2 separate regions of the Mus musculus genome follow, and region 2 is linked to region 1. A link is a loop called in an ENCODE intact Hi-C map of the cell type or tissue named here. Cell type or tissue: gastrocnemius. All regions are shown on one strand. Links, peaks and the distances in the headings refer to the core of each region. The heading gives the core; the rest is flanking DNA.

Region 1 (8,000 bases), core at 1-8,000:
TGCCACTCACGGGCTTGGTGTTTTAACAAATTACCAGTTTATTTTAAAACATTTGGGACAAATCAATAAAAGCCATGTACTCTGTACAAACAAAAACAAAACAACTAAGTCCATGAAAATATGATGTAGTTTATACTATATAGACATTATATATTTCCATATCACCTTGTGAATCATTCCAGTAGTTCATGACTTACCAAACACGTTTTAAATCTTCTCCACCCTCTCTATGTCAAGTCTCATAGAGACGCCCATTTTCCTCATCATTTCTCCCACCTCTCTCACCCTGTTTGTCCCTGAGTTTCTTTAATATATACTGAGAAGAACAAAAAAAAAAAAATCATTCAATCCAACCTTCCAATATTATCAGTGTTAATATTTTAATATGAGGGTTTTTTTCTAGCCATGTTTTATTTTTTAAAATTAATATCTGAAAGCAACCACAAAAAGTATATTTTAAAAGAATTATAAATATTGAGGCAATATAAAGATTAGATGGAATCACTGTTTTTTTGTTGTTGTTGTTGGTGGTGGTGGTGGATTTTTTTTTTTTTTTTTTTTTTTTTTTTTGAGACTGGGTTTCTCTGTGTAACAAACGGCTCTGTCTGTCCTGGAATTCACTTTGTAATCCAGGCTGATCTTGAACTCAATGAGATCTGCCTGCCTCTGTCCTCTGGGTGCTGGAATTAAAGACCTGTGAAATCACTAAGAAGTTATAAACAGGACAAAAGGAAAGTAAAGGGGAAACAGCACGCAACTGATGATGACTACTGCACAGCAGTTATGATAAACGCCAAGGCCAGCCTTGGCCTGAGAGGGGTTCTGAGAGAGCAGTGAGACAAAGGACTCTGGTCAAATCCTGGGTCCACGCTCAAGACAGCTTTCCAGACTGCTTTTTCTTTGTTCTGCTCCAGACAGTTCTCCAAGCAGTTTTCTCTTGCTAGTCTAAAAATTCTCTCAATAGCTCATCTCTTGCAGATAAGCCCAGCACATTTTTGTTTGTAAACATTGCAAAAGAATTCTGAGATTTGCCTGTCCCAGTTAAGCACAGATGATAACTGGCTGGGACCCCTGAAATTACCATTTCTACCACACCTGGGCCTAACTTTGCTCTGGGGAAGGTGGACCCTGAATTTAGGAATCTGCCTGCCCTTGTATGCTTAAACAAAACCTTACCTAGGTGGGTCGCCAAATGTTTTCACCTCCTTCCTTAGTATCATTCTGACAGGTTGGCCCACCAAGCAGCTGCTTTTACTCCTTTAGATTTGTGAAGCCCTCATACGATTCATATTTCATCCTTCGATTTTGCATTATTGATAAATTATGTACATATCTATATATATATACATAGATACATATTTTAAAGATTTATTTATTTTATGTATGTGAGTATGCTGTCACTGTCTTCAAATACACAAGGGCATCAGATCCCATTACAGATGGTTGTGAGCCACCATATAGTTTCTGGGAATTTAACTCCAGACCTCTAGAAAAGCAGTCAGTGCTCTTAACCTCTGAGACATCTCTCTAGCCCCTGAAATTATATATTTTGGACTCTTGTTTGTTGAGTTCTTTTCCATAGCTTTAGGGGCTGTCCCAAGGTCCCAGCATTTACAATTTTGCTGAGACATTAGACACATCTTCATCTCCCAGACTTGTGCTGTCTCTATCATGGAGTCATTTACATTAACAGGGAGGATATTCCATGAAGGATGAACGTAAAAATATGTACATTATTATACAAACAAGTCTTACACCCACAACAGCCATCCATACTCATGGTGGCCCATGCCCTATTGCCCCTGTCTTAGGGCCAGGAGCCATTTCGTTCCACCCCCACAAAGGCCATTCCAGACTCTGAAGTTAGATGTTAATGGTACTACTTAACCATTCAAAGATAACACTTGTCAGATCTGATAAGCATTAAGATTCAACTATACTTGGCAAGGGAAACCACTAAAAAAAAACATAGGTAATAGGAAAAAGATTGATTAACAAATCAGTGGTTACCATAGGTTTGGGGGACTACACAGGAATATAAGGAGAGCTTGAGGCTATTGGAATTGTTCTATATCTTAGCTTTGATGAGACCTTGTTTATCATACTAATTTAACTATACATTTACATGGTAAGTGGTAAGATATTAGAATTAGACCTCAATAAAGCTCACTTTAAAATAGTAAATGAAATACATTTTCTTTAAAAAATTATTACTAAAACTTGAATCCTCTTTTCTAAATTTAAAGTACAAGAAAGAGCAAAAGGTGAACAAGTTTTAGTCCTCTTTTCTCTTGTCACTGGGTTGACAACCCTCCCCACAAGGTCCATGGGCTAACAGACCCTCATGCCAGGCATGAGCCCTTCCCTGCTGTTGGTGCCGGTAGGTAGTCCAAGGGACCCCCAAGCAACATAGGCTTCATTGTTTCCCTTGATTACTTCTCAGCAGTTGAAGGGAAGCCCCCAGTGCTGAAGAAACAGCACCCTTGGATCGCAGGACTTGGATCATCAAAACTGATCTAACATGAATGTCTCCTTCCTGGGATCTAGCTTTCTTACTACCAGCGAGTACTATGTCACCTGCCAAAGAAGGGACACAACTAACGTTCTACCCCAATGTGACACTCCCATGAACCATAACAACCTGTGATGCAAGGTACATGTAAAGCTACAACTCTGGATGGTAGTCAACAGCTGTCTAAGTGGACATGAGGACCACTCAATGGGAGGAGAGCCATGTCTAGTGCTGAAAACGTAGCCAAGCTCTAGGACTAGTGAGGCTCTTAGAAGAGAGCCTACCACCTCCACCTTGCTGCAGCAGCCTAGTTCCTCAACCACATTCTAAACGTTATCTTTGCACGAGAGATGAGTGTGGTTCTCACTCCACATAAAACGATTCTTCTCTCGCCAGCAAATGGAGACCATTACAGAAACTGGACAAAATTCAGAGATGGATGGATTGTGGGAAACTTTTGCCCAGTGAACACTTCTACAGCACAGCTCCTGCATCTAGGGCTCAGGGAAGACTACTAAGGAGGGAGATGAAAAGGTTCAGAATACCAAGAAAGCTGCTGTAGGACTGACTTAGAAAGGGCTGCACGAATAAGACTTGAACAATGACAATATCAACAGACATGCTCACAAGAAAGGGGGAAATCTCACAGGGTCCCACCCCTAGACAAAGAACTACAGGCCGAGAGAAGGAGGTTTAGCCTCTCCCAGAGACGAGTGCCTTTATTAGCTATCTAATCTAACACAGCTAGCCCTGAAATCGTATATGCACACATAACAAGAGTACACTCAGCAGGTTGGATTTACATATTGTGCATATATTTATATGTAACAATAATAATTTTTTAAAGAGGCTATCAATTTTATAGTAGGGGGTATGGTAGGGGCTGAAAGGAAGAAAGGAAAGGTAGGAAGTGATGTATAAATATATTTTAATTAAAATGCTCAAAAATTCTAAGTGAAAAAAACTTCATTTAAGCATCTCATTTGGTTCTATAAGCTAACTTTAGCTCTTCTTTTTATTCTTGCGCTCTCTCTCTCTCTCTCTCTCTCTCTCACACACACAAACACACACACACAAACATACACACACAAACACCTTTACAGTATCTTTACAAATTAATGCCATATTCAGCAGTGACACTAGAGGTCCTCAGCTGCACTGTATTTCAACACAGACTGCTCATGGAATTGGAATCAAATGATTACAGTGACTGTTTTCATTAAACCAATTTTGAGACAGTTGAATACAGAAGACTCGTTCTACTTTTCATAGTGTGCTTTTATAAATTGACGTGGTATTAGATTTGTATGTCAAAAATGCATTCATGTTAAAATGAAGGGGTGTGTATATCAAAATAAATTTTCTTAATATGGTCAATAAGTTTGATGATGAAATCTTTTTAAGTAGTTATAATGGATAAAAATATCTAATAGTTAACATTACAGCTCGCTTGACCATGTACAGTAAAAAGCAGGAGATGGCTCAGCAAGTAAAAGCACTTGTTGCCAAGCCTGGTGGCCTGAGTTTGATCCCTAGAACCCAAACAGTTGAAGGAGCGAACCAACTCCAGCAAGTTGCTCGCTGACCTCTCCACTTGTGTGCTGTAAAACATGCATCCCCTCCCCCCATAAACACACAGCATAAGGCTTTGTTTAAACCACACAACTCCAAAGTCAGAATCTTGTGAATAACTAACATTAAGTACCACGTTTGAGTCAGTAACTTTTAGTTTCTGTGCTTTGGTTTAAAGCGATTCGCTCCGCATAGCCTCATGCACTTGAATCATTGGTTCCCACTGTCTTGGAAGTACAAGGACCTTCTGGGTATCATGTCCAGTTGGGACACACGAGGAACCTGGGACTGAGATTTATAGGCTGAGCACATGGCTTCCCAGTTTGCCAAGATGTAGGCAAGCACCCTCACGCTCCCAATAACAAATCTTTCCCATAATGATGGACAATGTCTCCTGATCCATCAGGCAGAACAAATCCTTTCTCCCCTGAGTTACTGTGCCAGACATTCTGTTAAAGCGAAAGACAGAACTAACACAGAACATAGTAACAGGAACTTGAGTCTCTCTAATAAGTCTCACCCCATGTTTCTAAGCCTTTGTTTGTAGGAGGAATTTGTAAGTTTGGAGCTACAGGCTAGAGCAGTCTGAGAATGATATATGGAAAACTTAACAGATGCTTCTGATAGAACTGTGAAAGACCAGAATGCTGTAGAGATGTGACCGTAAAGGTCCTGCTCATCAAAGGGAACAAGCAGTTCATTAGCAATTAGTCTAGAGCAGTGGGTTTCAACCTGAGGGTCATGACCCCTTTTGGGGTCAATCCACCCTTTCACAGGGATCACCTAAGGCAGTCAGAAAACACAGATATTTACATTACAATGCATAACAGCAGCACACTTACAGTTATAAAGCAGCAATGAAAATAATGTTATGGTTGGGGTCACCACAGCATGAGGAACTGTGTTAAAGGGTCACAGCACTGGGAAGGCTGAGAGCCACTGCTCTAGAGCCCACTCCTCTCTGACAAATCATCTGGATCCATGCTTGCCTGTGCTGAGGACCTGTGTGAAGCTAGATGAAGAGAACTGGACTCCATGTTTGAAGACTAGATGGCCTTTGGGCTGTGGTGCGGTTACACTCACTGCCATTTAGCCAGACTTACAGACACAGCAAGTTTAGAGCTGAAAGAGGAGCCCAAAGATGCCAAACATGTGCAGTCTGGTGAAGACAGGAAGGTGAACCAGGTTAAAGCCACAGACAAGGTGAGTATGGACAGAGCAGCTGTAATTGTTAAAGTCCCATTAATGAGATCCCATGCACTTTCCTTACACTTTGCATGGAGAAAACTGGAAAGGTTCCTTGAGAATAAGATCTCACCCACGTACAGATCTGGGATATAAAACACAACACCCATGTAAAGAACATTCACGTAAAAGGACAGTACCTGAAAACACAGAGCTTCCATGATTGACTTCTAGAAAACAATTGCCTAGCAAAGTATTTTCTAAGATGTGCACAGAGCACAGCAATGGTCTAAAGGGGCCAGACTACCTCTTCAGCAGCAGCAACATTTACTGTCATCCTATGGTGTAACTTGTGTAGGCATATAGAATTCAAGAGTGAGGGAGTCATGAGGCTTGCACCAGATAATGACAGGTAGAGTTATACTCCTCACAACAAGGCCCTGAGAAGCTACTGTGGGAAGCTATGAAGACCAAGCTTGTGGTGCTATGCAGACCTCATCAAGACGCTAAGCATGCCAGCAATGTGGGACATTTTAAAAGAAAGTTCTAGGAATCAAGTAAAGTCAATGCAAGAGAATACATGCACGCTGCTGGTGGGAAGGCCAGGGGGCACAGCAAGAGTCTCCTGGCCTCTGATTAATGTTACAAGGGAGGCTTCAATGAGGCTTCAATGTAGTTCCAGGTGAGCTACAGGGTGTCATGCTTGTCCTGCTGTGCTTCAGTCTTGCTTTAGTCTAAGGTTTTCTTGTTATTTTCTTATCTTTTCTCTTTGAAACAGGTTTGTTTACTCTGTGATAGTTTATAGAAGTAAGTAATTTAGAAATATTTTTTGGATGGAGCTCACAGTTTGGAGTCTCAGAAGAGATTTTGTTTGAACAGAAAACTGATATTTTTGAAGTTGGAATGAATTCATTTTGTAATAGAAGATACTCATTAGTTTAAACACTTGGTAACCAGCTGGTATAACTATTTCTTGGAGGCAGTAGAAATAAGTACTGGCATAATGATTAATACGTAATCCTGCAATACTTGGGTAAATTGTAAATTAGAAAAAGCTAGGAAGAGACTCTTAGTTTCATTCCTGATACAGTGATAAAATACTCTGAAGTTACAGAGACAGAGCCTGAGAGAGCTGGTCATGTTACAACCATAACCAAAAGCAGCGAGGAGTCAATTAATGCATGTGTGCTAGAACTCTACAGCCCCGGTCCCCATGACCTGGGAATGGTGTCACTCACAAGGAGTGTATCCTCCTACATCCATGGTCAGAATTAAGATGAACACACACAAACTTTTTCAGAGTCCCAGGTGATTTTAAATTCTGTTAACTTGACAAATAAACCACCAATTCCCTCAGCTATCTGCAATGTTTCCAAGAAGAGATTCTATCAGCTTGCAAGAAATAGATGCCAGGCAAGAGAACCAGAGGTCAGGGCTGCTGAGATAGATTTGGGAATCATTCTTATAGAAGTGTTAACTAAAACCACAAGTGCTATTTCCTCAAATCAATGATCCGTGAGATTTCTAAAGGTCACTGCATAAGCCAAAACACACATACTGTCAACAAACCAGGGAAGAAACAATTCTAGACTGTATAAATTCAACATGTTTTTTCACCTTATAAAATTCCTAATCCTTTCCATTTACATTTTCCTTTGGTTACATTTTCTTGGTATCAGCCTGAGGTAAAAAGTTAATGGAGAGGAAATGGATGAATTATAGTTAGCTACTGTATGATGAGAGAGAGAAAGAGAGATATCATTGAAGATTAATGCTTTAAAAAAGATTAATGCTTAAATAATATTGCAAAGATATGTTTGTCTTTAAAGACTCCCTCCTATACTTTCAAGATAAAAATGTCCTTCAATATACAACTTTTCAATATTTATTAGTTTTATAAATTCAGAATCAGAGGATAAGGTGTTTTTAATGATATGCTAATAAATTTGGAAGTTAAGATTAATTTTTAAAAATTATGTGATATGTGTTTACCTATATGTTGGTATGTTTCCATGTGAACACAGGTGCCTAGGATGTCCAGAGAACGGTTGCCCTGGAGCTAGAGTTATAGGTAGTCGTGAGCCACCAGCAAGGGTACTGGAAACTGATCATGTATCCCTGGCAAAGGCAGTACTGTTTTTAACCAGTGACTCACCTCTAAATCCCAGAGAAAATAGTTTCTAAAACTGAAAGATAAAAACTTCTTTGACTATTGAACTCAGGTATTTATGCTAAATTAAGCAACTCCTTTTTCCTCAGTTTCACATTTTTGAAATGAAACTTGGACAGATTAACTATCAAAGAGTATTTGTAGAAGGTATGAAAAATACATCCTCTGTGTCTAAGTTGTTAGGTTGGACATATTTTACAACTCAGCTTTTATTTTAAAATAACTGTAGCTGAATGCTGTAAATTTTGAATGTTACTAATCAGCAATAAGAAAGAAACAAATACCCATGCTGAGCACTAGGTAGCTTTTCTCTTCAACAAATAATGAATTTGCTAAGGTCAAAATACACAGGGAAAACACGGTCTGCTTTGACAACAGTAGGCTCCAGAATTGATTTGCTACACTTGGAGAATGTTCCAAATGTATCTTGCTTCACTCTGTTAATTTACAAGGTGATAAATATACACTAAACAGCAACTAATGAGCAGTGATCAGATAACGACCACTGCCTGATTGCAATGGGTGCACCGGATCCATTTCTCCTTCAAAGACTTCAGTGCC
Region 2 (17,368 bases), core at 3,577-11,576, 190 kb after region 1:
TTTGGGTATGGAGGAAAAATTACAGATTTGGGAATTTCCATGATAAGGTGAGAGTAGAACCACAGGGTAGGTGAGGTCAGGAGGAGGATGCTGCAAAGTGACCCAGAGCAGGGCTGATGAGTGGTTCCTAGGAATTTTTCGCTGAAGGGGGCCAGCTGGCACAGAGGGTCCTGGGGAAACTTACTTAGCTCACTGAACCTGTGATTTCTATTAATGCACATGAATAGCTCTTAAATACCAGACAAAAAGTTCTAACTAAAAGTTATTAATGCGTTTATATTAAATAAAACTTTACACTGGTAGAATTACAAGAAGCTCATTTAGGTATAAAGCCACTACCATCACAGGTTATGCCAGAAATAAATAAAGTATATTATTTCATTAATTATTTTATTAAGTAATTTGTTCAATGGTTGATTAATTCAAAAAAAGCTATATTTGGTATCATGTAATATATCAAAAGGTTTTTTATTAAAATATATCAATGCTTGCATACTTTTAAAATATGAAATTTTCTAAGAAGTACCTAAACTGATTTTGTCTGGTTACAGCTCCAAAATAAGAGTATATAAGGGAGTTAAATTATTCTATTATGGCCTGAGTTGTAATTTTTCACAAATTCATGTGTTGAAATCCCAGCCTCTACTACCTCAGAGTTTAATTACATTTGAAGGTAAGTTCATTAAGTTGGTGATCAAATAAAAACGAGGCTGCAGCCCGATAGGACCAGTTTACTTCTGTAGGAGATACAGTGGGAACTTGTGCCCGCGGGGACAGCTGAGACAGCTGAGTGAAGCGACAGCAAGATGGCTTCCATCTGATGCGCCGAGGTGAGGCACAGGCCATGCTCGCCTTGCTGGCATCCTGATGCAGGACTTTCAGTTACTCCAAGTAAGGAGATGATGTCCGTGTGGAGAACCTCCCGACAAGACAGTTCACCCCGGAACTAGACCACATTCGTTGGAGAGGCTGAAATGAGTCGGAGAATCTCTCCATTAATAAGCATCAAACAAGCTGGTAGGTGGTGGTGCACACCTTCAATCCCAGCAGATGGATCTCTGAGTTCTGGGCCAGCCTGGTCTACAGAGTGAGTTCTGGGCCAGATTGGTCTACAGAGTGAGTTCCAGGGCTACACAGAGAAACCCTGTCTTGAAAACAATGATGACGATGGATGATAACATGTGCTAAACAAAAGAATTAGGGGGAAAACATCAAACAAATAATATTTTAGAGTTTGACTAGACAGACCATGCTCTTGAAACGCTTAAGCTGATCTGCTGCTTTTGATATTTCCTAGCTTAGGAAAGGTGCCATCAATAGCAGGTTCAACCAATTATACTAATTCTGATTATTTAAGGAGAGGAGGCAGAGACTGTAATAATATTTAATGGTGAAGTGCCTTCCCTGTGGTTCATAGACTAGGCCATTTAAAAGACCATAATGGCTTTTCCTGTATGATTTGATGACCTTACCATGCTCATGGCGACGGACAAAACGATTTAGGAATAATGAACATATAAACTGGGGACCAGCCAGCCACTTTTATCCTTTCACAAGAGCTTGTAAAGATGCCTGAAAAGCACACAAGAATGTTCCTTTTAATGTTTTTAGGAGTATGGCTTAAGGTTGTTTTCGAAGTTTTGAGCTCCAAATGCAACAGATCTCAGTTCTTTACAAGTGGTTTGATCCCGTGGGTAGTGCGGTAATGAGCCAGACGAGCCTCTTGGGGGGCAGCAAGAAGCAAGGCCAATATATATAAGTTTTTTTTTTTTTTCGCTGAAAGGGCCATAAAGGAGAAACAGATCATACTTTGTGAGTTGATAAATTGTTCAGCACATAAAGCCAAAAGGTGTGAACCTTATGCATACTGTATAGCCAGCCTTTCCCTCTCTCTCTTCCCCTTTTAAGGCAGAAACAGAAAAGTTGTGGGCTTTGTTACTTCTCAGTGACAAGCTCACACCCAGTGAGCATAGCAAGGTGGGGAAAAAAGAAAACTGAAAATTTAAAATGTGACCTCGGGAAGAACAAGTGTAGAAGATAAAGACGTGGGTGTGGAACTTAATAATATTTTCCCCTCCCAATTTCCTTTTCTAAACGGAAAAAAAAATTGAAAGTGGGTTTCGGAAATCATCGGAGGCAAAACTTTGGTGGTCCCATTGAGGTGGCACGCAAGGGGGAAATTAAAAAAAGGATCAAAGAGAGCTGGCTTTGTTTGGGCAGATCTTACACTTTGGACTTTGGAAAGCATCTATCCCTAGGAGTGTTTGTTCTGCCAGTGAGCAGAGCGCACAGCACAGAGGAGTTTGTGGACCAAAGGCAGGCACACGTTGCTGCTTAGCTATGGATGCTCTGAGCTTAAATCGGTACCCACCTGTCTCCATGTCTATTTTTCTTTTGTTGTATAAGACACGTCTTAGTGGTTGGCTACATATCTCATCTCTCACAGGCATGTTATTTTTCCTTAAGGAAAGATCGGTGCAGATAAGTCTCCTCCCTCTTCTCTGTTCTAGATTGGGCTAAATGATTTAAAAATAAAAAAAATAAAAAACTTTCTCACATAAGTGAAAACACCATCTCCTTACACATCAAAGCCCATTTGAATTGGGTCACTTCATAATTTATTTTATCAAAGGGATTTTAATTTTTTCCAGATTGTAAGAATTCCCAGATTATTCCAAATTTTATGGGCCAAATTCTGCCCTCAATTATGCACATGCAACTAATTGCACACATATAACAGAGGGCAGAATTTCGCTTTTGGAACTGGAAGTCTTTGGAGGTTTTTAAAAATTTATTATTATTAAACAGTCTTTTATCTATAAACTAAAAGAAATGCAACTACTACCATCACTCCTCTAGAGTTCTTTGCAAACACTAATTTAGTTAGTCTGCCATACCCTTGGAATAGTCAGTATTATCTTCTTGAAATACTACTAACACTGCTAAAGACAAATCCATTAATTTCTTAGTTATTGCCACCTTGTATTAAGAATACTGATGGTCTTATTTTTCTGATTATAAAATAAAATTGGAGGTAAATTTAATGCAGGAAAATATTGAAAATAATACAATCAGATACATTTTAACCAGCATGAAGAGACTGCTGGTATTTTTGCTGACTGTTTCTCCAGGAATGTTCTCTTGAATTTTGTATTGATACAATATTGGATGTATTAGCATAATGGGCTTTTTGCACCAAGAAAGCACTAGGAAGGTTTTAGAGTTGAGAACACAGACACCCTTGTATCCTTACAAGTCCCACATTGTAGCTGACTTTAAATTTGATGGGAACTTGTATTGTTTCAATCTATCATGGGAGCTTGTATTGTTTCAATCTATGCTTGCAAACAGATGCTTTACTCTCTGAAAAGAAAAGTACTTTGTTGCCGTAAGCTCTGCTATCATGGATTCTTACATATTTCATGATTAATAACCAGAAATGACTTCTCCAGCTTCTGAGGCTCTTGTGTATGTCTTTGGCAGTAGCAGATTTTTTTTTTTTGCATGATTTTTGAAGATGTAGGACAATCTAGGATGGACATAAAATAAGGAAGTGAAATCTTCAGAATATTTTGTTGTGTGTATTTTGTTCTGCAACAGATTCTTATGTGCAACCCAGGCTGACCTCAAACTCACAGTGACCTCCTGCCTCAGTCTGCAGAGTGAAGAACACTCTTAGATGTGTTCTTACCATACCTTCTTTTTATAAAAAGAAAAAGAATTTATTATTTATTTAGATCACAAATGTTGACCCCTCCAGGTCCCCCCCTCCCAGAGTTCTTCACTCTATCATCCCTCCCCTTCACCTCTGGGAGGGTGTTTTCCCCCAGGTATCCTCCTTCCCTGGCACATCAAGTCACTACAGGATTAGACACATCCTCTCCTACTGAGGCAGGACAAGGCAGTCCTTTGTTACATATGTGCTGGGGTGGGAGTGGGGGATGGGGGCTCCAACCGGTCCATGTATACTCTTTGGCTTAGTCTCTGGGAATTCCCAGGGGTCAGGTTAGTTGATACTGTTGGTCTTACTATGACATTGCTAACCCTTCAGCTCCTTTGATCCTTTGCCTAACTCTTCCCTAGGGATCCCTGACCTCAGCCCAGTTATTGGCTGTGAGTATGTGCATCTGTCTCAGTCAGCTGCTGGTAGAGTCTCCCAGAGGACAGCCATGCTAGGCTCCTGTCCTCAAGTACAATATGACATCAACAATAGTGTCAGGGTTTGTTACCTACTCCTGGGATGGATCCCAAGTTCGGGGCAGCCTCTGGATGGCTTTTCTTTCAGTCTCTGCTCCATTTTTGTCTCTGCAGTTCTTTTAGACAGGAACAATTCTGGGTCAAAATTTTTGAAAGGTGGGTTGATATCCCCATCCCTAATGGGGGCCCTGTCTATCTACTGGAGGTGTTCTCTTTAGTTTCCATCTCTCTACTGAGGGGCATTTCTGCTAAGGTCACCCCATTGAGTCCTTGGAGCCTTTCACATCCCAGGTCTCTGGGACTTTCTAGATCACCATAACTTCCTGTTGCCTAATTTTAATCGGAGATAGCTTGGTATCAATATTCCAAATGGGCTTAGATTTTAAATTTTACTCTTGTTAATTCTTGAGAGACTGAGTATGCAGAAGAATGAAAATCCTTGAATAATCTTCAGCCTGGGACATCCACTGTTAGGCACTGCATTTAGAGTTATATATATATATATATATATATATATATATATATATATATATATAGAGAGAGAGAGAGAGAGAGAGAGAGAGAGAGAGAGAGAGAGATGAGAGCTTGACAAATAGAAAGATGCTCCACAGAGACTCTCAACAGAGCCATTCTATTGTGTCCTCAGCTCCTCAGTTTCTTGAGCTCATTCTGGTGCTCACACAAAGACACAGCCCTGACAGCTCTCTGCCATCTCATACCCTGTTTCCTTAGCTTACTGCAGCATGTGACTCTAGCAGTAGTTTCTTCTTTCTTGTTTTCAGAATTTCCTCCTCTCCTAAGCTATTATGACGACATAAATGTACATTTCCCTACATCTTTAAAGCATTTCTTTTGCTTTGCTTCAGATACCATCTACCATTCTATTGCTCGGTTCTTGTTTATAACAACAGAATTATCTGAATTTCTCCATTTCTTTTTACTTTCCCATGTTAACCCAGGCTCTTCCCTCAGTAGTCCAGAATAAAGCAGAACACGAAATCAACAAAGACTCGTCCCAAAGTGATGAATGCTTATAGGGAATTCCCAGTCTGTTTCTTTTCCCCTTTTAGATTATATTAAAGGTAGGTTTATTGAGAAACTGCTCTTGGGAGGACAAGTACCCTGTCCTCAGTCTTGAGGCCAGGGAAGTTGCCATGGAGAGAGGGGAGGGGGTTGGAGAGGGAGAGATAAAGAGAGAAAGGGTAAACAGAGAGAGGTGGAAAAGGAAGAGGAGCAGAAGGAGGAGGTGGAGGAGGAGAAAGAAGAGGAAGAAGAAGAGGAAGAAGAAAAGAAGAAAAGAAGAAGAAAAGAAGAAGAAGAGAAGAAGAAGAAAAGAAGAAGAAAAGAAGAAGAAGAAGAAAGAAGAAGAAGAAGAAGAAGAAGAAGAAGAAGAAGAAGAAGAAGAAGAAGAAGAAGAAGAAGAAGAAGAAGAAGAAGAAGAAGAAGAAGAGGAGCCCCACTCTGCATCTTAGCTGGCCGGCCAGCATCTTAGATACAGTATATCCTCACTCATCCCTTGCTAATCTTTTTTTACCCAGTTTCCAGGATTCACAGACCTTGTTTTCTTTTCATCTTGCTAGTTTATTCTTTCTCACTCACATTCCCTTTGTGATTTTTAAATTTTGTAATAATAGATTTCTTCATCTACACTTACAGATTGAAGGATTTATTTCTTAATTGCTCCATATTCCCACCTCTAGGACTACTTGTCTTTTTAAGATTTAACAGGAATGATCTGGTAATAGCTCCACTTGGAAGCAGACTACTTTTTGATCTCCACATGTGTACAGTTCATGTCCCTGTCGTTCTCACCCATGCCTAGTCCTTCTCTAGTCTGTGTCCAGGCCACACCCCCACCCCAGGGCTCCTGACGACCAGGAAACCATCACCAAGGACTTTATTCTTTCACCTCCTATATTTGCCATTCTTAGCTCAGATTTCAAAATCTGCCCACAGTCTGCTATGTCTCACCACCTTGACTGAGACGTCATAATTCTTAGTTAAATCTCCTTCCCTTTTTATTGTCTTGGAATCCATTGTCAACGAATCATCCGGCATGAGCTTTTAGAAACTTGAACTGTGTCACAGAACCCCTCTGTTTAAGTTTCTGAAGGAGCCAACCCTCCCCAACTTTTTTTTTAAAACTCAAGGTAAGAGCTGAACTCTTATGTGGCCACAAAGCTAGGATCTGTTTCCTCCGTGGTTCCTGTCTTACTCCATTTCTTTCTTTTTTTTTTTTGCTCAGTTGCCTTCTGTCATGTTCTGGTCATCAGACACATCAAGAATTCTCACTTTGGGATCTTTGCTTTGGGTGTTGCTTTATATGGAAAAACATCTCCCAGGTATCCACTTTAATAATGCTCTCCTTTTCTCCCAGGCTTTACCTAGTCTATACTTTTGAAATGAAATGGGCATTGATCACCTTATTGCATTCTGTGATCTATTGCTTCCATCTCTGGTATTTAATTCAGCTCACTACATGTGACATAAAACCAAAGAAAAGTGAAAGAAGATCCAGAGTCAAAGGCAGAGCATCACAACAAGGGAAGGCGGTCAGCTCCTGTTCTTCCTTCCTATGCTGCTCTGCTCTCCCAAAGATGTCAGAGAGAGTTAAGCCGAGGTAACAGACTCCATCCTTAAATACCAATTAAAGCTGACTCAGGATTACGCTGATTTAGAGGATGAAAAGAGATAACCTTGGGCATTAAAGTGTAAAATGTATTATCGTTGGCCTATCCCATCAGCTGTAAATGATTAATAGCTAAAAATGTCAAGGATATTAAAAGCTACTCTAGGCCTTCCCAATAATGAGTTGGCCAAGACCTCAGTAAGAAGGAGACCATATATAAAGCTGCAAAGTTGGCTAGGAAAGAAAGGAAAACACTTCTGAGCATGCTATTCAATTTTGGTCAATTAATGTTCTTTGGTTGAAAGCGAGTAACTCTGAGGGGCTAACGTTTGAATTTAATATGAACATATGGTTAAGCAGTTAATAATCACAACTAAGAGACCATGAAATGTAGTAATTTAAAATGAGTGGGAGGGGGGAGAGAGACTCTCAAACATGTTTAAATTTTAAGATAGAAGGCGGTTTTAATGTCATTTGTCAGAGTTTTCAGGGACCTCAAATGAGACATCTTATGTTTCCTTAAAGCCATCAGGTAGATGGAGACTGGAGTGTCCACTTTAAGGCTAACCAAAGGCTGCTTGAAGACTGTCGTTTTCTTCCTTCCAAGCACAGATGCAATCAATGGCTGATACTTGCAGATTTCTCTTCCTATTGGGGTGTTTGTATGTTGCATGAAGAGACTAAGACCAGGGTTCGTGGATGGATGGCCCCAGGAAGAAAGAAAGCGGGAAAGGCTGCCATAAAGTTCTCGGTTGTCCTTGCCTATCACATTCATTAATTCATCTCTCTAGAGGAGGTATAAATAAGGGCAGAAAGAAAAGGGGAAAGGTTTCTTTCCAGCTAATGCCTCCCATGATGGAAACAGGATGGATTAAGAATACTTTTTTTCCCACCCAAAAACAGGCTGTACTCATCACATGTGAGTGATCTATGGTGTTAACAGCGATTAAGCCTAAACGTATGTGTTAGGAAAGAAGGGTATGGGATTATTACATTTCAAATTTTCCACCTCCATATTTTCTCATGAAATTACACAGAGACTTGCAAATCAGAGAGACCTATAAATTGTTGGCAAGCACACTGAGTATTGATGCTCAGGAGTTGAGGGCTTAGATCAGGAGGGAGGAAAAGGAGGGGTAGGATGCCTTTGTAAACAAGCCAAGGGGTGTTGGTGAAGTCCCCTGTTACTGGGGAAGGTAGCATTGCTGCCATCTGGTGGCGATGAGTATATGGGACCTAACTATGGGGAAGTCACCATGAGGCATCTGTTAAGTACTGCAGTGTGGGCATCAAAAGATAAAGAAGCCTGCTCTCTGTTGCCAGGAGACCTAGAGCTTGGCAGGACTGAGATATCTCACCCACTGTAGCGATTGTGGCACGAATGCAGAGGCCATGAGATGCGCAGAGTGTGAGAAAAGGTTTACAGAAGATGAGCTTTCTCACATTGTCTTGGATGTCCATCTTCTATGCTCTGCCATAAAGAACACACACACACACACACACACAACTTAACATTGGTGCATTTCTGCCATAGCAACCATTTATGAGACTGAGCTACATAAAACTGGTTTTAATCAGGCATTATTTTTGTTCTAAATAGCACACACAGAGCTTTCATTGGGTTCGAAGCTATCTAAAGCTCATTTATAAAGTTAGGTCTATATAATGTGGAAACTTCACATCTTCCATCCTCAACACTCAGGATTTTATATTCAATAACTCTCTTCCCCTGATGATGGTCAGTTGGATGTCCTCTGATTATAAGTTCTGGTATGTTAGGAACCCAATAAGTTAAAAAGTAATAATTCTAGATTTGGCAACAGTCTAATAAAATGTAGCTAACTGAAACCACTGCCAGAATGAACTTCAACATAAGGCAGAAAGGACTTTGAAGCTGCAGCTATGGGTTCACTGGGTGGATTTTATTTGACTTGCCTGCTATTGTTAGAATAGCTTGCTTGCTCACTCCTTTCTTCCCTCCTTTCCCTCTCTTCTTCCCTCCCTTCTTCCCTCCCCTCCCCTCCCCTCCCCTCCCCTCCCCCTCCCTCCCTCCCTCCCTCCCTTCTTTCCTCCCTCTCTCCATTCCTTTCTCCCCCTCCCCCTCCCCCTTTCCCTTCCTCCCTTTCTTCCTCCCCTTTCATGTCCATGATGGTTGATTTGCATGGAATCTGAGTGATAAACCTGTCAAACACAACTGAGTTTGTGATTCTGCTGGACTGTACCATAAAAATCAGTTTTGTAACCTGCCAAATTTAAGAGAAATTGGCTGATTCTGGGTCTAGGGCTTATTGCATAGATTTGGAGATTGCTTGCACACATGTTTTTAAAAAAAGCATCTTATTGCAAATATGTTTGTATTTAAAACTCCTTCGGCAAAGGATTTGTAACAGTAAATAAATACAACGGAAAACAAATTTAAACAAAAGTTTTAAATTTATTTATATACTTCATGTTTGAAATACCCCATCCTTCACCCAAAGCTGTCTTTTCATCCACCACAAACCTTTCTTTTAAAATTCCAATGTTCTTAACATTAATCTTGAAAATGCATAAAAGCATGCCAAGAGAGATGAAACAAAGACTGTAAAACCCACTTAGAAACTCTGAGGCGCTTCAGCCAAATTGTAAGAAATGCCAACATCCAGGACGACACAGATTTATTGACGAAGAAAATATATCTGGAGATGAAACAGACTAACAATGATGAAATCTTAATATATAGAGCCACCGAGAAGCAGAGTAGCACTCTGGTAGCATACATACTTCTCCTCCTCCTCTTCCTTTTCCTCCTCCTCCTCTTCTCCAGAGATTTTTATCAAAGGCCCTTTTAGTGTCTATTGAAATGATGTTTTTATTTCTGTACTTGAGTATATTTACATTTACTGATTTACATATATTAAACCATCCCTGTATCTCTGAAATGAAGCCAACTTAGTCATGATGAATGATATTTTTGATGTGAGCTTAAATATGGCATGCAAATATTTTATTAAGGATTTCTTTTGCATCTATGTTTGTCAGGGAGATATGTTTGTAATTTTGTTTTTTGTTTTTTAATTGCATTGTTATTGCCCTTTGGTAACAGGCCAGTACTGGCTACATAAACGTTTTTAAAATTATTCCTTTTTGTTTGTTTGTTTTATAGAATGATCTTAGTAGGACCAGTGTTATTTATTTGATGTTCTGATAGAATTCTACTCTGAATCAATTTTGTTTTTTTCTAAGTTGGGAGGTATTTTATTGTTGCTTTAATCTTATTGACGGTTATAGGTCTGCTTAGATTATTTATTTCATTTTAGTTTAATTTTGGTAATTGTATGAATGCAGAATTCTATCCATTTACTTTAGTGTTTTTTTTTAATACTTTAAGAACACTGAAGAAAGAACTAGATAAGACCCTGGGTGATAGAAAGAATATCCATGCTCATGGATCAGAAAAAAATTAATATTGTAAAAATGACCCTTACACCAAGGTGAATATATAACTTCAGTGCAATCTCAATAAAAGTTCCAGGACCTTTCTCATGGATACAGAGAAAAACTGAAAATTTATCGATAAGTAGAAAAGATCAAGCTTAGCCAAAATAATCTTGAATAAAAAGTCCTGGAAGAGGCATCACCAGATTGTAAATTATAAATTTGTAAATTATACAACAAAGCCACAGTAACAAAACCAGCACGGCACGAAGCAGAAATGTCAACTAACAACATAGAAATCTACCGGGCTACAGCTACCTGATTTTTTGACAAAAATACTAGAAACACACCAGAGAAAGATAGCATCTTCAGCCGGTAGTGCTAGGAAAGTTGGATATCAGCATATATTAGAATAGCGGCAGGTCATTGTCTATCAACCTGTACAAAGCAAACTTCAAATAGATCAGGAAACTCAACATAAGATTGCAGACCTTGAAACTGCCAGAGGAAAGAGTGAGGATTACCCTTCAGCATACAGGTGCAGGTTATGACTTCCTCAATAGAACTCTAGTAATATTGGGAGTGAGACTAGCCATGGACAACTGAGATATCATGAAACCAACACGCTGGTTTGTTTGTTTGTTTGTCTATTTATTTTTGTATGTGAGTACACGGTTCTCACAGTTCGTATTGCATTACAGGTGGTTGTGAGCCATCTTGTTCGTTGCTGGGAATTGAACTCAGTACCTGTGGAAGAGCAGTCAATGCTTTTAACTGCTGAGCCATCTCTCCAGTCCCTCCCCACCCCCAAGATCCTTTTTGTAAAGCAAAACTGAAACAAAACAAACACAAAAGCTATCAATTGAGTGAAGAGGTAGCCTACAAAATGGGCAACACTCTTGCTAGTGATACTTATAACAGAGGAATAATATGTAGGATATACAAAGATCCAGGAAAATGAAACACCAAGAAAATAAACCAATAAAAATGAGCCACAGCAATTAGTACAGAGAGTAAGAGTCTGAGGACTGCTCTGCCTTACATGGAACATTCCTATCACATCCCTCTCCCCAAGGCCCAAGGATCTTCAAGAAAAAAGGGTGCTAAATGATTTTAAGAGTCAGATGTGGCAGCTGACATCAAGGAAATAATATTTTCAAGGTAAAACCAGACAGTATCATGTAATAATTCACAGCTGTTGTGACAGCATACACAAGATCTATACAAGCTCAAGCCAGACAAAATCTTAGCACTGGATAGTGAGAAGCAGGGGTTGGGGGGAATCTATGACTAGCTGAGGAGTGATTGGCCTTTGGTAGCTGTTGGGAGAGAGAGGGAGAGAGAGAGAGAGAGAGAGAGAGAGAGAGAGAGAGAGAGAGAGAGAGAGAGAGAGAGAGAGATTTCTTCAATCATGTGGCTTCTGTTAGGTGGATCACACTTTATGACCATCTAGTTCCACTGCCAAGAATGGTTGGGCAATACATATTGGACTTGATGTGTTTTCTTAAAAGGACAGACGAGAAATGGTTAATATGGGAGTAACTAATAACTCAGATTCAATTGGAGGCCTGCACGGCAGGAGTGAATTCATACCTGGTACTGAAAACCTAGTGAAAGCCTGTGACTGAAAGGTGTAGGTTCTAGAAGTGTGCTTGCTCCCGTCTTTTAATTAAATTGCCACGATATTAAGGTACGGTCTACTGAAGTTTATATCCATGGATAAATGATACTCCTAGCTTTAATCAGAGGAGCCTCTCTTTGCAGTAAATGGTGGTGAATATAGAAATGCGTGCCTTTGAAGATATTGAGGATAAATGACACTGAGTCCTTAGCTCTTTATGCCACCTCCTCTAGTGCTCAGGAAACATCCCAGAAGAAAGGATGGAAGGAATGTAAGAGCCAGAAGAGAGGGATAAGGGCTGTAAAATGCTATCTTCTGGGCATAGGAGTTGCAGCTGTGACCTTGAAAGAGTTGTGGCTGTCTTTAATAGGCCTACACAAGACAAGTCTTATCAGTAGTTAATCATGGATTAGGGAAGGCTTCTGGGACTCCTCTCCTCCCTGTGAACTATTGGATTATGGAGGAGGGCCAATCATTGTGTTTAGCGATGTATCTATGGAGGGAGCTAAAATGGATAGTTTCCAATCTGGAAACAGACAAACCTGGTTAAATCCAGTGGGTCTCAAGACGAAGAAAGCAACATTAACAAAGTCATACATGTGGGAGTGGGGTTGTGTGTGTATGTGAGGGGATCCTAGAATTGGGAGGAAGATTCAAGAGAGTGGGAGTTATAATAATCAGAAAACTTTTTTTTGGTGTCATATCATTGATAACAGTTTTATAAATTAAATTAGAAAAAAAAGTTGTTTAATGCATTAAAGACGATCTACAGCTTGGTCCTGGAAAGAAGTCATTCTTAAATGGAAGTTGCAATTTCTTTTAAAGTGAGAAATAGTAGGCAAGGTCAAGAAGTAATAGGAATTCTTCAGTAGCAAAAGTTTAGTTTATGACAGTTTTTGCTGTTTTATTAGAAAATATGTTTCCTTTCTAGAAATCTTCATCAAAGTTTTTATACTAGAAGATGAGGAAGTCTATACAACAAGATCCCTTTCTTTCTGTCCTCTTTTCTTTTCTTTCCTTTCTTTTTTTTCTTTTCTTTTCTTTTCTTTTCTCTTCTCTTCTCTTCTCTTCTCTTCTCTTCTCTTCTCTTCTCTTCTCTTCTTTCTCTTCTCTTCTCTTCTCTTCTCTTCTCTTCTTTTCTTTTCTTAAAAAAATTAATTTACTTTTTTATTAGATATTTTCTTTATATACATTTCAAATGCTATCCTGAAAGTTGCCTATACCCTCCCCCTGTCCTGCTCCCCTACCCACCCACTCCAGCTTCTTGGCCCTGGGATTCCCTTGTACTGGGGCATATAAAGTTTGCAAGACCAAGGGGCCTCTCTTCCCAGTGATGGCCGACTAGGCCATCTTCTGCTACATATGCAGCTAGAGACACGAGCTCCAGGGCGGTATTGGTTAGTTCATATTGATGTTCCACCTATAGGGTTGCAGACCCCTTCAGCTCCTTGGGTGCTTTCTCTAGCTTCTCCAATGGGGGCCCTGTGTTCCATCTTATAGATGACTGTGAGCATCCACTTCTGTACTTGCCAGGCACTGGCATAGTCTCATATGAGACAGCTATAACAGGGTCCCTTCAGCAAAATCTTGCTGGCATATGCAATAGTGTCTGGGTTTGGTGGCTGATTATGGGATGGATCCCCAGGTGGAGTAGTCTCTGGATAGTCCATCCTTTTGTCTTAGCTCCAAACTTTGTCTCTGTAACTCCTTTCATGGGTATTTTGTTCTGTATTCTAAGGAGGATTGAAGTATCCACCCATTGGTCTTCCCTCTTCTTGATTTTCTTGTGTTTTGCAAATTGTATCTTGGGTGTTCTATGTTTCTGGGCTAATATCCACTTATCAGTAAGTGCATATCTAATGAATTCTTTTGTGATTGGGTTACCTCACTAAGAATGATATCCTCCAGATACATCCATTTGTCCAAGAGTTTCATAAATTCATTGTTTTTAATAGCTGAGTAGTACTCCATTGTGTAAATGTACCACATTTTCTGTATCCATTCTTCTGTTGAGGGACATTTGGGTTCTTTCTAGCTTCTGGCTTATTATAAATAAGGCTGCTATGAACATAGTGGAGCATACGTTCTTATTACCAGTTGGAACTTCTTCAGGGTATATGCCTAGGAGAGGTATTGCAACAAAGAAAGAGAACTTCAGACCCATTTCCCATATGAATATCGATGCAAAAATACTCAATAAAATCTTCGAAAACCGAATCCAAGAACACATCAAAACAATCATCCATCATGACCAAGTAGGCTTCATCCCAGGGATGCAAGGATGGTTAATATACAGAAATCCATCAACATAGACCACTATATAAACAAACGCAAAGACAAAAAACACATGATCATCTCGTTAAATGCTGAGAAAGCATTTGACAAAATCCAACATCCCTTCATGATAAAAGTTTTGGAAAGATCAGGAATTCAAGGCCCATACCTAAACATAATAAAAGCAATCTACAGCAAACCAGTAGCCAACATCAAAGTAAATGGAGAGAAACTTGAAGCAATCCCACTAAAATCAGGGACTAGACAAGGCTGCCCACTTTCTCCCTACTTGTCCTCTTTTCAAACTTGGCTTAGTGTCTACCCACTTCCTTGTCAGAACCAGGACTGCTCCATTCCTGTTGAGTTCCCCAAACTCCCCAACCTCACCTGTCTCAGATATCCTCCTTGACTTCTCTCTTAGACACAGAAAAGAGATAGGGTTCCCCCAACAAAGGGAGACTGTAGATTCGGTGAGTTTAGTCTTATTCAAGCCTTATAGAGTGTTGAGTATGAGGAGTACTGACCAATTGTCCTACTTTCTGAGAGAAGTAGAACTGAAAGGCCTCATAAAAGCCAGGACTGATCATCTGGCTACATGCTCAACAGTCTGGGGCTTTGTTTGCTTCATGAGACAGGGTTTTTCTCTGTGGTCCATGATGGAATACAGGCATGTGCCATGCCAAGCCTTCCTGCATTTTCAGTGTTATTTCTGTAGTTATAGTTAAATGTTATATATATATGTATATGTATACATATATGTATATATGTATGTATATATGTATATATATATATATATATATATATATATATATATACACTATATATATACACACACACATATAATAAGGTTGTTTTTTTGTTCCATCTGCAGATATTCTGACTTCTAGTTGTGGTACTCATGTGAGCAAGTACCATGTGTATTCTACCACACCTAATTCATTTCTTTCTTATCACTTAAGAGCTATGACCCTGCATACAAGTTTCTGCTTATGTAATAGTTTAATAATTACATAAATGGATGCAATATGGATACAAAAGAAATGAAAGTTGTAGTATGAAACTATGTTGAATAATTTGGAAAGCACGAGTGTGTTTGTGTGTAAACCAAAGGAACACCCAGAGAGCCATCGAGGGTCGTTAGAGGGATCATGTGCTCAGCTTGCACTATAAGATGTGTCTTGTCTTCTGTTGCCTTTCCTCATATTCAGTTTTAAACCTCAGTATATTGAATGGTAAATTGGAAACGTTTGATTTTCTAAAACCATCTCTAAGAACTTTTGGACCTCTTTGGGAGTTATATTCATTAATTTGGTTTAATGCTAAAAATATGAAGTCTAACCCTTTCCTCTCCTTACCCTTGTATGGTGGAAAGACAAATAGTTGAACAAATACTCGTTTATTTTTTCAACAAATTAAACCACAGTTATCAGCTGCCACACATAAGAAAACCTACACATACTGATCTCTATTATACATTATTTTGTCTATTTTTTGCATATTAATTTTTAGACAGCTTATGTAATGAATTAGCATATATGTAATAACTGAGAACAAAATACATATTATTTTTAGGTCAGCACTCTGGGTTAGCTTTTCTATTTTTATTTTTTGTATATTGGGTTTTGTAAAACTGAGTCAAGTTGCTAATTACGAGGCCTTTGCTGGCACGCAGCCCCTTCCATTCTCTTCATGTTGTTGATCGAATCTATTTTTTGTTTGTTTTTTTTGTTTTGTTTTGTTTTGTTTTTTAATGTAGGGTTTAAACTCCTATTTTCTGACTGCAATAGGCCAAGAGCTACCCTGGACAATTAGAATTTTTTTTTTTTTTTTGGTCCTTATTGCAGTGTGGCTCTCTCCATGTTAAGGACCATGAGAGGTGCAGGCATTGAAGCTTCTTGGATGCTTATTTTCCCTTAAGCTCTTTCTCTCTCTCTCTCTCTCTCTCTCTCTCTCTCTCTCTCTCTCTCTCTCTGTCTCTCTCTCTCTCTTAGTTGTAGAATACTCTTTGTTTTTAAGGATTCATGTGATTAAATTGGCCCCTTTAGAGAGTCCATTATATTTTCCTTGTTTTCAGTTCTATACGTTAATTTCATAAGACAAGTTCTGTTAGTCACACAGCACACTCAGGAAGCCGAAGGGTTGGATGTTGGGATTTGGGGGTATCTTTCTACTTCCAACATTGGAAACTATGAAGTTCTGGGTCATGAAGAAACTTGAGCAGTTGTATAGGATTTATAGACTGCTTCCCTCCTGGCTTTTCTCATTCTGTCCTCAATCAGCTACCCAGAGTGTTAGAATAGCCATCTTGAAATACAGGCCAAAGCTATACTCCAAGGATGGTTAGGGGCAAGCTGAGCAGAGTTACTCTCCATGATGATCAACTGGTGAGGTCACCACTACTTGTCTCTTTAGGTTTCTTTTCCATGAGGGAAAAATAAGTGTAGCATTTAAGTCTCTATAATTTGAAGATTTCTATTATGTATCTGGTCCTCCACTGAAAAATATGCCTTACAATATTTATAAAGTTTCGTTTGGCTTATTATGAAATTATAAGACGGACTGACTAGGTATAATATACAGTTTCCAGTTTATTGTATTTAATATAAATAACAATTCTCCAAAGTTTAAAAATGATTTTTCATGTAGTTATAAAAATATTTGGGATATTAAATACATTCATTTTTCTCAGTAATCTCTGGTTTTCCTCTGTGCTAAAAAAAAATGCCCCTCTGTGCATTCCAGTTTAATAATTTTTCCATTAGAGAGAAAAATAGAGGAAAATTTGACTGTAAGTCCCAAGCTGAAAAAGACAGGAAATGCCCCATTTTGGGTTTAGAGGACACATTTGAAGTTTAGGAAAAGAATACTAAGACTTTAATGAAATACACATTATCATAAATCCTGGTCATTTAATCAGCTGCTTTCCATATTGTCTTTAAACATTTTCTTATAAGATAAACACTGAAAGAATGTGGATTATCCACAATTGAACAGTATCTGCTGTTCCCTTACCTTGTTTACTTTGGAAGCTTTGATCACTCTCTGAAGTTCAGATGTTCCTGAAAGTGGACTGTGTAGAACAGTTGTGATGGCGTTCCACAGCCTCATGTGGAGAAGACAGAGAAAAATGAAGAATGGTAAACTGAGACTTCATTTTAACAACCTTCCTGATAAAGAATACTTCAAAACATTGGCATTAATTAGCCACCTCAATCGAATGTTATTTTAAG

The links. Hi-C counts contacts between places; a loop is a spot of excess contacts. Peaks named below come from ENCODE experiments on the same cell type or tissue, not always from the same donor. Only the 100,000 strongest peaks of a DNase experiment are listed, where the experiment ranks them.
Region 2: it touches region 1 in a loop (5-fold over the local background); 18 of 42 quality-filtered maps call a loop at or near these places.

The regions. Positions count from the first base shown.
Region 1 is chr3:132,697,230-132,705,229 of GRCm38, reverse strand. All of the region lies in intron 3 of Tbck (TBC1 domain containing kinase), which reads right to left. Among named protein-coding and RNA genes, the nearest start is that of Tbck, 17 kb to the right of the region's middle. In gastrocnemius, for the core only: a CTCF peak has its summit at 3,669; no DNase peak of the experiment used is centred there.
Region 2 is chr3:132,497,007-132,514,374 of GRCm38, reverse strand. Gm30147 (a long non-coding RNA gene) reads right to left here. Exons shown (of 3, transcript XR_867646.1): 2 at 17,151-17,241; 3 at 13,949-13,985. Among named protein-coding and RNA genes, the nearest start is that of Gm30147, 26 kb to the right of the region's middle. In gastrocnemius, for the core only: a CTCF peak has its summit at 8,033 (motif pointing left); a DNase peak (open chromatin) is centred at 8,049.